2 separate regions of the Homo sapiens genome follow, and region 1 is linked to region 2. Evidence: chromatin contacts called from ENCODE Hi-C or POLR2A ChIA-PET data. All regions are on one chromosome and are shown on one strand. The core of a region is the stretch at or near the end of the contact, and the rest is flanking DNA. Distances in the headings are between cores, read along the strand shown.

What was found. A loop is a pair of places that touch in the nucleus more often than their neighbours do. ChIA-PET counts read pairs that join two places held with the same protein, here RNA polymerase II (POLR2A). Pooled maps may share reads with other maps.
Region 1: a loop to region 2 is called in a pooled map, with 2.2 times the contacts of the local background. The contact joins two enhancer-like sites. A Hi-C loop is called at or near these places in 1 of 168 maps with a recorded cell type or tissue (naive thymus-derived CD4-positive, alpha-beta T cell), 8 of 37 single-sample maps with no recorded cell type and 11 of 50 pooled maps. POLR2A ChIA-PET finds 5 or more read pairs at or near these places in 3 of 52 experiments (GM10248, activated T-cell and activated naive CD8-positive, alpha-beta T cell).

What each region holds. Positions count from the first base shown.
Region 1 is chr19:2,444,589-2,449,759 of GRCh38, reverse strand. The region is part of intron 1 of LMNB2 (lamin B2); the gene reads left to right. Among named protein-coding and RNA genes, the nearest start is that of LMNB2, 9.8 kb to the left of the region's middle. Within about 2 kb of position 3,224, at least 2 of the 41 ENCODE cell types and tissues checked have a DNase peak (open chromatin) inside an H3K27ac peak, as active enhancers do.
Region 2 is chr19:2,169,757-2,175,005 of GRCh38, reverse strand. All of the region lies in intron 1 of DOT1L (DOT1 like histone lysine methyltransferase), which reads right to left. Among named protein-coding and RNA genes, the nearest start is that of DOT1L, 8.4 kb to the right of the region's middle. RefSeq lists enhancers at 1,014-1,532, 2,771-3,365, 3,451-3,820, 3,366-3,960, 5,151-5,249 and 1 more. Within about 2 kb of position 3,490, at least 15 of the 41 ENCODE cell types and tissues checked have a DNase peak (open chromatin) inside an H3K27ac peak, as active enhancers do.

The sequences.
Region 1 (5,171 bases), core at 1,975-4,474, 280 kb before region 2:
TACCACCCAGGCTGCAGCGTAGTGGCGTGATCTCAGCTCACTGCAACCTCTGCCTCCCGGGTTCAAGTGATTCTCCTGTCTCAGCCTCCCGAGTAGCTGGGATTACAGGCGCCTACCACCACACCCAGCTAATTTGTGTTTTAATAGAGACAGGGTTTCACCATGTTGGCCAGGCTGGTCTCGAACTGCTGACCTCAAGTAATTCGCCCGCCTCAGCCTCCCAAAGTGCTGGGATTTCAGGCATGCACCAGCGCACCGGGCCCTAATGGATTATCTTTTAAAAATCAATTAATTCAAAAAATCTACAATGAACAAACTATTAATTCAAGTCAGGTGTCGTTTAGTGACAGGGATACCTTGTGGAAAGCGTGTCGTTAGGAGACGTGCCCCTTGTGTGGGCATGGTAGAGTGCACTCCCACACTCCCGGATGGTGGAAGCCACCACACACCCAGGCTTGGGCGTGGCCTCCTAGGCCACAGACCCACACCGCCCGCTCCTCTGTGGAATGCTGTGGGCACCGGTTACACAATGGTAAGTATGTGAGCATTTAAACACGAGAAAGGGCTGGGTGCGGTGGCTCCCGCCTATAATCCCAGTACTTTGGGAGGCTGGGGCAGGCAGATTGCTTGAGTCCAGGAGTTTGAGACCAGCCTGGGCAACATAGCAAGACCCCATCTCTTAAAAAAAAAGTTAGAAACTAATTAGGCAGGCATAGTAGTATGTGTGCCTATAGTCCCAGCTATTGGGGCAGCTGAGACAGGAGGATTGCTTGAGCCCAGAGTTTGAGGCTGCAGTGAGCTGTGATTGCGGCATTGCTCTCCAGGCTGGGTGTGGCTCTGTCTCAAAATAAGTAAATAAACACAAGAAAGGTGCAGTAAGAATATGGTATTAGATTCTTTTTCTTTTTATTTTTTGAAGTGGAGTCTGGCTGTCGCCAGGCTGGAGTGCAATGGCCCAATCTTGGCTCACAGCAACCCCTGCCTCCTGGGTTCAAGCAATTTTCCTGCCTCAGCCTCCTGAGTAGCTGGTATTACAGGTGCACGCCACCATGCCCGGCTAATTTTTTTGTATTTTTAGTAGAGACAGGGTTTCACCGTGTTAACAAGGATGGTCTTGATCTCCTAACCTCGTAATCCGCCCACCTCAGCCTCCCAAAGTGCTGGGATGACAGGGGTGAGCCCCCATGCCAGGTTTGCATTAGAGTCTTACAGGACCGCCGTGCACATGGTCTGGGGGTGCTCAGCATGCCTCTGTGCGTGTGGCTGCCATTGCAGAGTTGCTGTTTTTTCTCACCTTGAACGGGCTCCTGTGTGTCCCGGCGCTGATCTTGTCTTTGTTGGAAACTCTGCTGTTTTGTTCATCCTGGCCCCTCTGCCTCGTGAGCCGCAGTCAGCTCTCTCTCTGTGGGGACAGGAGAGCTCGTGTGTGACCCCCATCCTGAGGGTGTCCCGTCAGCCCCTCCCTTGAGGTTAGGGGTATTTGGGAGCTTTGAGGGAGAGGCAGACACCACCATGCCTGCACCTGGTGCCCAGCTGTTTGCAGCGTGGAGCTGGCCGCTTTTTCCTGATTTGGGTTTTTCTAGAAGTCTGTTCCCAGGACACAGATGTGGAGGGCACGGCCCAGATGATCGCCTGCATGGGAGGGAGGGCTTGGGGGTGGCCGGGGTGCCGCGGGAGGAGCTCGCTTTGCACTGCTGCCTCTGTGGGTCCCCGTCCTACAATTGGTCCCCGCAGACCTGATATGTCTAGGACCCAGCGGTGGTCAGGAGGCGGCTTTTTACTGACCCGTGCCTCAGTTTTCCCATACATAAAATCAGGTTGGGAACCCTTATCCCGCCCCACTGTAGGCTGACGGGACTTGGAGCTGCGGTGCTGGGGCAGCCTGAGACTCTGACTTGTCCAGATGGCCCAGCATGCGTTGGTTTGAGGCTGAGGGTCCCACCTCAGAAGAGGCCCGGTCACTGCCAAGGGGTGCGTCCTGGCAGGCCCCCAGCCCTCTGCACAGGAGCCTCGCCTGTAACATGGGGGTGTGGCCCTCCAGATGCAGGCCGACCCTGTACCCACCTTGCATAGACACCCTTGGCCCTGTAGGGCTGTGGGAACATCACGGCGTTCTAGCGGGTGGTGCTGGGCCTGGTTCCGCCTACCATCCTCCGGTCCTCCTTTTCCTCAGCGCCAGAGCCGGAGCAGTTAATTCCCGCCTCATAAGGTTCACCCAGCTCACCCGTAGGTTTCGCGTTTTCATATCTCCACAGCTGTGCCACCACCAATGTGTCCAATTTTAGAACGTTCATCCCCACTAAAAGAAGCCTGTCCCCCTCAGCGGTCACTCCCCGTCCCCTTCTCCAGCCCCGCTGCCCACACACCCGCTGCCTGTGTCTGTGCACTGGCCTGACCTGGACATTTCATGGAAATGGGATTACACACTGTGTGGCGTTTTGTGTCTGGCGTCTCATGAGTGTGACATCCTCAAGGGGCATCCACACTGTGGTGTCAGAACCTTGCTCCGTTACACAGCTGGGTCATGTTCCTGTGTGTGGATGGTGGAGGGACCGCATTGCTTTTATTTTTTTATTTATTTTTATTTTTCATTTTATTTATTTATTTATTTATTTTGAAACTGAGTCTCGCTCTGTCTCCCAGGCTGGAGGGCAGTGGTGCGATCTCGGCTCACTGCAAGTTCCACCTCCCGGGTTCATGCCATTCTCCTGCCTCAGCCTCCCAAGTAGCTGGGACCACAGGCGCCCACCACCACGCCTGGCTAATTTTTTGTATGTTTTTTTAGTAGAGACGGGGTTTCACTGTGTTAGCCAGGATGGTCTCGATCTCCTGACCTTGTGATCCGCCCGCCTCGGCTTCCCAAAGTGCTGGGATTACAGGTGTGAGCCACTGCGCCCGGCACCATGTGTAGTTTTCAAACATGCATGGATGTGAATTTCATGTCTTCTGGGTCCACACCCAGGAGTGGAGTTACCGGGTCACAGGGTGGCTCTGTGACTCTTGGGGGAGCCCCTGGACTGTTTTCTGTAGAGCTGTCTCAGCTCAGGTTCCTGCCGCTGCCTGTGAGGTTCCGATTTCTCTGCGTACTCGCCCGCACCTGCGACTGTCTGTCTTCTTGACGGACGCCCTGGCTGGTGCGAAGTGGCATCTCACTGCGGTTTGCTTCCACATATTTTTAAACTCACTGAGTGCATGGCCCTGTGGGAGGAGGGGAGGCAGGAAGGCCACTAGAAGCCTGAGCTGTGCCCCCAGCTGGCGCGTGCAGAGGCCGGGCAGGTGGCGGCTGTGGTTGCAGCAGGATTAGTAGGAAGTGAAGAGGTCGCCTTCCCTGGCACCGCATGTGCCTCGAGTTCACCTGGAGGCCCTCGAGAGGGGCGGGTTTGGGGGCTTTGCGCGGGGCTTAGGGAGGGGCTTTCTTTAGCTGGGCGGCCCAGAGGGTGTTCCAGTCGCTTCTGCCTGCCCTGGTGACCCCTGGCTCTCCAGCCCCTCCCCATGTCCTTGCTGGCTGGGCTGGGTCTCCGTCGGGAAAGGTGGGGGCCGCTGGTGGGGTGGGGAGCTGGAGACTCTGACTACAGATCCCTGTGATCGAGGGGTGAAAGGTGGGGGTGACTGGTGGGGGGGGCAGCTGGGGACTGACTACAGATCCCTGTGATCGAGGGGTGAAAGGTGGGGGCGGCTGGTGGGGTGGGGAGTTGGGGACTCTGACTACAGATCCCTGTGATTGAGGGGTGAAAGGTGGGGGCAGCTGGTGGGGTGGGGAGTTGGGGACTCTGACTACAGATCCCTGTGATCGACGGGTGAAAGGTGGGGGCGGCTGGTTGGGGGGGGCAGCTGGGGACTGACTACAGATCCCTGTGATCGAGGGGTGAAAGGTGGGGGCGGCTGGTGGGGTGGGGAGTTGGGGACTCTGACTACAGATCGCTGTGATCGAGGGGTGAAAGGTGGGGGCCGCTGGTGGGGTGGGGAGCTGGGGACTCTGACTGCAGATCCCTGTGATCGAGGGGTGAAACGTGGGGGCCGCTGGTGGGGTGGGGAGCTGGGGACTCTGACTGCAGATCCCTGTGATCGAGGGGTGAAAGGTGGGGGCCGCTGGTGGGGTAGGGAGCTGGGGACTCTGACTGCAGATCCCTGTGATCGAGGGGTGAAAGGTGGGGGCCGCTGGTGGGGTGGGGAGTTGGGGACTCTGACTACAGATCCCTGTGATCGAGGGGTGAAAGGTGGGGGCCGCTGGTGGGGTGGGGAGCTGGGGACTCTGACTGCAGATCTCTGTGATTGAGGGGTGGGAGCTTCTGTCCTGGAGCCTCCGAGCCACCACATTGGCAGCTGGCCTGTCGGGGGGACACAGCATGGGAAGGCCAGATGCTCCTCCCTCCATCCCAGGGAACAGCCCAGCCTGAGCCTGGGCCATGTGCCTGCGTGTGAGGTAGGGGCACAGAGGGGCACGGGCTGGCCCCCGGTTGGCAGAAGTGGGGGATCTTGGGCTCAGCGGGGTCTGGGGGAGCGGGGGCTCCAGGTTGCAGAGGCCTGGGGGGAGTCTCAGGGGCCCAGAGGGGTCTGGGAGGGGACTCCAGGTTGCAAAGGCTGGTGGGGGCAGGGGGCTCTCAGGCCCAGTGGGGTCTGGGAGGGCCCCGGGTTGCTGTCATCACCAGTTGTCCGAGAGTGATCAGCCCAGTGTCCATGGTGCCCAGCGGGAGAGATCCTTGATTAAACATCCCACCAGTTTTCTGGTTCTGAAACCGAGAGTGTGAAAAATGCATCTAATGGCCAGGCATCGTGTCGCTATGACAGCGGCCAAGGGGCTGCATGTCCAGGTGTGGCTGGTCCTCCGGGGAAGGGGACAGGCTCCATCCAGCTGCTGTGCTGGTCCAGGCCCAGGGCCTTTGGTCTCCAGCACTGGGCGCCGCTGTTCTGGGAGCTGGAGCTCGTGGAGAGACGATCATTCCAGAGGGGGCCGCAGCAGAGGAGGAGGCTCCTGGGATGGCTGGGACCCAGGGTCGCCTGGCTTCCTCCTGGTTACCGGACCCTCCCCGACAGGGGGCTCCCTTTGCTGTGTCTGTGAGATGGGCAACACAGGGTGTCCCAGTGTCCCCAGGCTGCCATCCTCTCTCTCTGCGTGCCAGTCCCTGGGAATCTGAGCAGGGCCAGTGGCCGGGCCCCCTGACTGCTGTAGT
Region 2 (5,249 bases), core at 2,241-4,740:
ATATATATATACACACACACACACACACACACACACACACACACACATATATTTAAAAACTTAAAAAGAGATCAGACATAATGGCTTATGCCTGTAATCCCAGCACTCTGGGAGGTTGAGGCGGGAGGACTGCTTGAAGCTAGGAGTTTGAGATCAGCCTGGACAACATATTGAGACCCTCATCTCTTCAAAAAAAGTTTTTGCTTTTTTTTTTTTTTAACTAGCTGGGCATGACAGGTACACCTGTAGTCTCAGCTGTTTGGGAGACTGAAGTGGGAGGATCACTTGAGCCCAGGAGTTCAAGGCTGCAGTGAGCTGTGATCACACCACTGCACTCCAGCCTGGGTGAACAGCAAGACCCCATCTCTAAAAAAAGAAAAAAACAAAATTTATCTTAGCTTTTGCGATTCTCCTGCCTCAGCCTCCCAAGTAGCTGGGATTACAGGCGTGCGCCACCACACCCAGCTAATTTTGTATTTTTAACAGAGACGGGGTTTCTCCACGTTGGTCAGGCTGGTTTCAAACTCCCAACCTCAGGTGATCTGCCCGCCTCGGCCTCCCCAAGTCCTGGGATTACAGATGTGAGCCACTGTGCCCAACCTGACAGAGCATTTTTAGACTTGACCCTCAACCCAAGGTCCACACAGGCCCTGGCCCAAGTCCATGCAGCTACTTCACAGCAGAGCTGGGCCTGGACATCAGAGCATGTTGCTTCCTGGCTGAGCATCTGTCTGTAGGATCAAGGGCAGTGTGAAAAGGGGACTCAGACCTCCACAGGAGGAAGACGGTGCTGCCCGAGAGCCAGGGAGAGCTCAGACCAAGGATGGCTGACAAGGCTTCAGCTGACTTGATAATAACTAGCCCATGTGCAACAGCCCCAGCTGGCTGGGCACAGCTGTGCACGCCTGTAGTGCTAGCACTTTAGGAGGCTGAGGTGGAAGGATCGCTTGAGCCAGGAGTTCAAGGTTGCACTGTTATGATCACGCCACTAAACTCCAATACTCCAGCCCGGGTGACAGAGTTTGTCTCAAACAAACAAACAAACAGCCCAAGCTACGCAACAACCAAAGGAGTTCCCTGGAAACAGTCAAAGCAACTCGACACTGGAGGGGCTCAGGAGGGCTGAGGCCACCCACACAGGCTGCTGTGAAGCTGTGAGAGGAAGCTCAGCTCACCAGGCCTCTGGTTTCATAAAACACAACCGGAGCGACCCCGTCTTGAAGTGCGTAGTGAGGCACTCGCAAGGTACCGGGAAGGTTCACACTTATGAGCTGCCCACCAAGGACACAGAGCATCTATGGGTCTGGGGGAGGTCTTCCGGGCAGCCCGCAGAACCCGTGCCCGCTGTACTGAGAGGGCCGGTGAGCAGGCTGGGCTTGAAGGGTGGTCGGATGGCACCACCCGGCTGGCCTCCAGTGAGTGTCTGCACGTTCCAGGTTTACTCGCAACCCTGGCCGTTTCTCACAGACGGAGGCGCTAAGGAAGAGCAGGCACCCTCTGCCTGCTCCCCGAGGACGCCCTGCTCTGTCAGGGAGGCCCGCTGTGTAAGGAAGCGGCTTGGTGGCTGCTCTCACTGTGATCCGCGGCTCACCTCGAGTTCTCTCCTCTCTTGGGGTCTGCATCAGGACCCTCTTTTTCCAGCAGCAAAGCAACACAGGAGGGAGGCTGGACGCGCTGACCAGAACTCTCCTCGCCCTCGTCTGAGCACAGGCTGACAGACACCGACCCTCTAGCCTGAGGCCAAAGCCACAGCGTGACAGGGAAGGAGGAAAGCGCGGGACTCGTGGGCCTCCTAAAGCCACAGCGTGACAGGGAAGGAGGAAAGCGCGGGACTCGTGGGCCTCCATGCAGGGAAAAACGCTCCAGGACGCTAGGGGAGACCAGCACTGACTGCTGAGGCGGCAGCGTTTCCTTTTGGGGTGATTAGAACGTTCTGGAATTAGACAATGGTGACGACTGCACAATCTGTGAATATACTAAAACACACTGAAATGTACACTTAAAACGGGTGAACTTTTTTTTTTTTTTTGAGATGGAGTCTCGCGCAGTTGCCCAGGCTGGAGTGCAGTGGCACGATCTCAGCTCACTGCAAGCTCCGCCTCCTGGGTTCATGCCATTCTCACGTCCAGCCTAAAACAGGTGAACTTTATGATACGTGAACTGTCACAACAAGGATGTTATTTCAAAAAAAAGAGGAAAAATATTGCCAGGCGCAGTGGCTCACGCCTGTAATCCCAGCACTTTGGGAGGCAGGGCAGGCAGACCACGAGGTCAGGAGTTTGAGACCAGCCTGATTAACATGGTGAAACCCCGTCTCCACTAAAAATACAAAAACTAGCTGGGCCTGGTGGCACACATCTGTAATCCCAGCTACTCGGGAGGCTGAGGCAGGAGAATGGCTTGAACCCAGGAGGCGGAGGTTTCAGTAAGCCGAGATGGCGCCACTGCACTCCAGCCTGAGTAAAAAGAGTGAGACTCTGTCTTCAAAAAAAAAAAAAGAAAGAAAGAAAAGTGGCTGGCCGGGCACGGTGGCTCACACCTGTGATCCCAGCACTTTGGGAGCCCAAGGCGGGTGGATCATGAGGTCAGGAGATCGAGACCATCCTGGCTAACATGGTGAAACCCCATCTCTGCTAAAAATACAAAAAATTAGCTGGGCGTGGCGGCGGGCGCCTGTAGTCCCAGCTACTCGGGAGGCTGAGGCAGGGGAATCACTTGAACCCTGAAGGCGGAGCTTGCAGTGAGCAGAGATCGCGCCACTGCACTCCAGCCTGGGCCACAGAGCGAGACTCCGTCTCAAAAAAAAAAAAAAGGAAAGAAAAGAAAACAAAAAAGAAAAGTGCGTCCGAGGAGTGGGAGCTGCATGCTGTGCAGAACTCCACAGGCCCAGAGAGCCTCCAAGTGAGTTTCAGTCACTCCCTCCCAGGGCCTTCTTTCCTCCCCTGGGGTTTCCACACTAGCTGATGAATTACCTACAAGGTTATCACTATTTGCACAATGTGACCATCTGTTATCTTCACGTCCCTGGAGTCTGAGATACCAGGAAGGACGTGGAGCCGGGCAATCACTTCTGTGATTCCAATGCAAAAGCCGCCCCTTCTTTTCTCCAGGAAGCCCCACTTGTAACTGCCGCGCATACATTCTGGGCACTTGAATCTGTGTCTCCAGAGCTGCAGCCCGCAAACGAGGCCCAAATACACTCCCATTACGCTAACTTCACCTCAGGTCCTTCCCTCAGGGGGACACAGTGGGCGGGGACTGCACGCAGCAAGCCTGGATCTTGGCCAGGGCCTGCCGGACATGCATGGTCCCAGGAAGCACTCAGGAAATAAAAGCAGGGCTACCCCCAGGAGAAGGCATGTACACGAACACGGAGCGACACCCGGCGGCGGTCGGTGCCCGGGACCCCAGGCGATGAAAGGCACAGCTCTTGGCGTCTCCTGGCCCGCCCTCGGTGGTGGGGCTGCCCCAAGCTCTGTGAGTGATGAGCAGCATCCTTGGGCTTCCCCCACCCCGGTGGTGACAACCGCAAAGGTCTCTAGACGCCACCAGGTGTCCCCTGGGGGCAGAGCCACCTCCACCCCTGAGAACTGCTGTTTGAACCTTCCAGGGCCAGGAATTCATTCTTTCAGCCTACAGGCAGGAAGAAGAGGGCTCAGTACAATTCGGGACCAGAAGGGCTCAATGCAGGGATCCTCCAGGTAAAAGGCTCTGCCAGTGCCACAGCATTCTCGCAGTCCTTCCCCTGGAGGACTCCTCTGGGGCCCCTGCTGTACCTTAGACCCCACCACACAGCCTGAGGCTGAGGCCCAAAGCTTATCAAAGTTACCACTAGCCTGGGGCAACACAGCAAGGCCCCACCAAAAAATACAAAATTTAGCCAGGCGTGGTGGCTCATGCCTGTAATCCCAGCTACTCAGGAGGCTGAAGGAAGAGAATCCTTTCAGCCTGGGAGGCGGAGAATGCAGTCAGCAGATATCGAGCCACTGCACTCCAGCCTGGGTGACAAAGCAAGACCCTATCCCAAAAATAATGAGAGAAACAACACTCTAAAGGACAGGTTCTGGGAGACTCTTGGAGGGGGACAGGTTCCAGGAGACTCCTGGAGGGGGACAGGTCCCGGGAGACACACGTTCCGGGAGACTCCTGGAGGGAGTGGGCCCTTCCCCCATGCCTTGCCCTGAGGATCCATTTCTCAGTATTCATGGGCATCCCACAGATCGTCCTTTATCATTAACCAAAGGACCTAAGTGTTTCTCGGGAGTTCTGTGAGCCACTGAGGCAATGTAATCAAGCCGAGGTAAGGGTGACGGGAACCTGGATTTACAGCCGACCGGTCACTCAGAAGCACAGGTCACAACGTGAGGCCTCTAACTGGCATGGAAAGTGGGGGAGTCTTGGGGACTGAGCCCTTACCCCGTGGGATCTGAGCCTGTGTCGAGGTAGACATGCTGGAAGTGAGTTGAATCGGGGCTGCCCAGTAGGAAACACAGAACTGATGAATCCCCGGGTACCCGTATCTGGTTCCGCAACTCCTCTGTGTTGACTGCGGAGAGCACAGGAGGAACCGTGTTGGGTCCTTCCTACACCTCACACTGCTGGAAGATAAAAACAGCTCCAAGCAGTCCGTGCCCAGTGAGGCATGCAAAATGCATCAGGTCCAGAGAGACAAGAGCAAGGATTTCAGTCACGCCTCCCAACCACACCAGGGGCAAGCGTGGAAAGGCATCTATCTGTTCCTGCATCCTGGTCTCGGACACTATCTTCCTGTTCCTGGAATCTGTAACACCAAGAGTGATTTGCAGCCATCAATGGCCAATATTACTTGAACAAAAATTCTTTTTTCCTTTATCTAATTTTGTCTGTTTGTTTGAGACAGAGTCTCACTCTGTCGACCAGTCTGGAGTGTAATGGCATGATCTCAGCTCACTGCAGCCTCCCCCTCTCGGGTTCAAGCAATTCTCCGGATTATAGGCAACCGCCACCACGCCCAGCTAATTTTTGTATTTTTGGTAAATACGGGGTTTCGTCATGTTGGCCAAGCTGGTCTCGAACTCCTGACCGCAGGTGATCTGCCCGCCTTGGCCTCCCAAAGTGCCGGGATTACAGGCATGAGCCACCGTGCCTGGGCAACCGTGTGTTTTTTTTAATTAAACTTTTTATTTTAAGATAATTGTAGATTCACACTGTCGAGCTAAAGGAAAGGAACTGGAGCAAAATTAATATAAGTGGAGCATTTATTTGGGCCA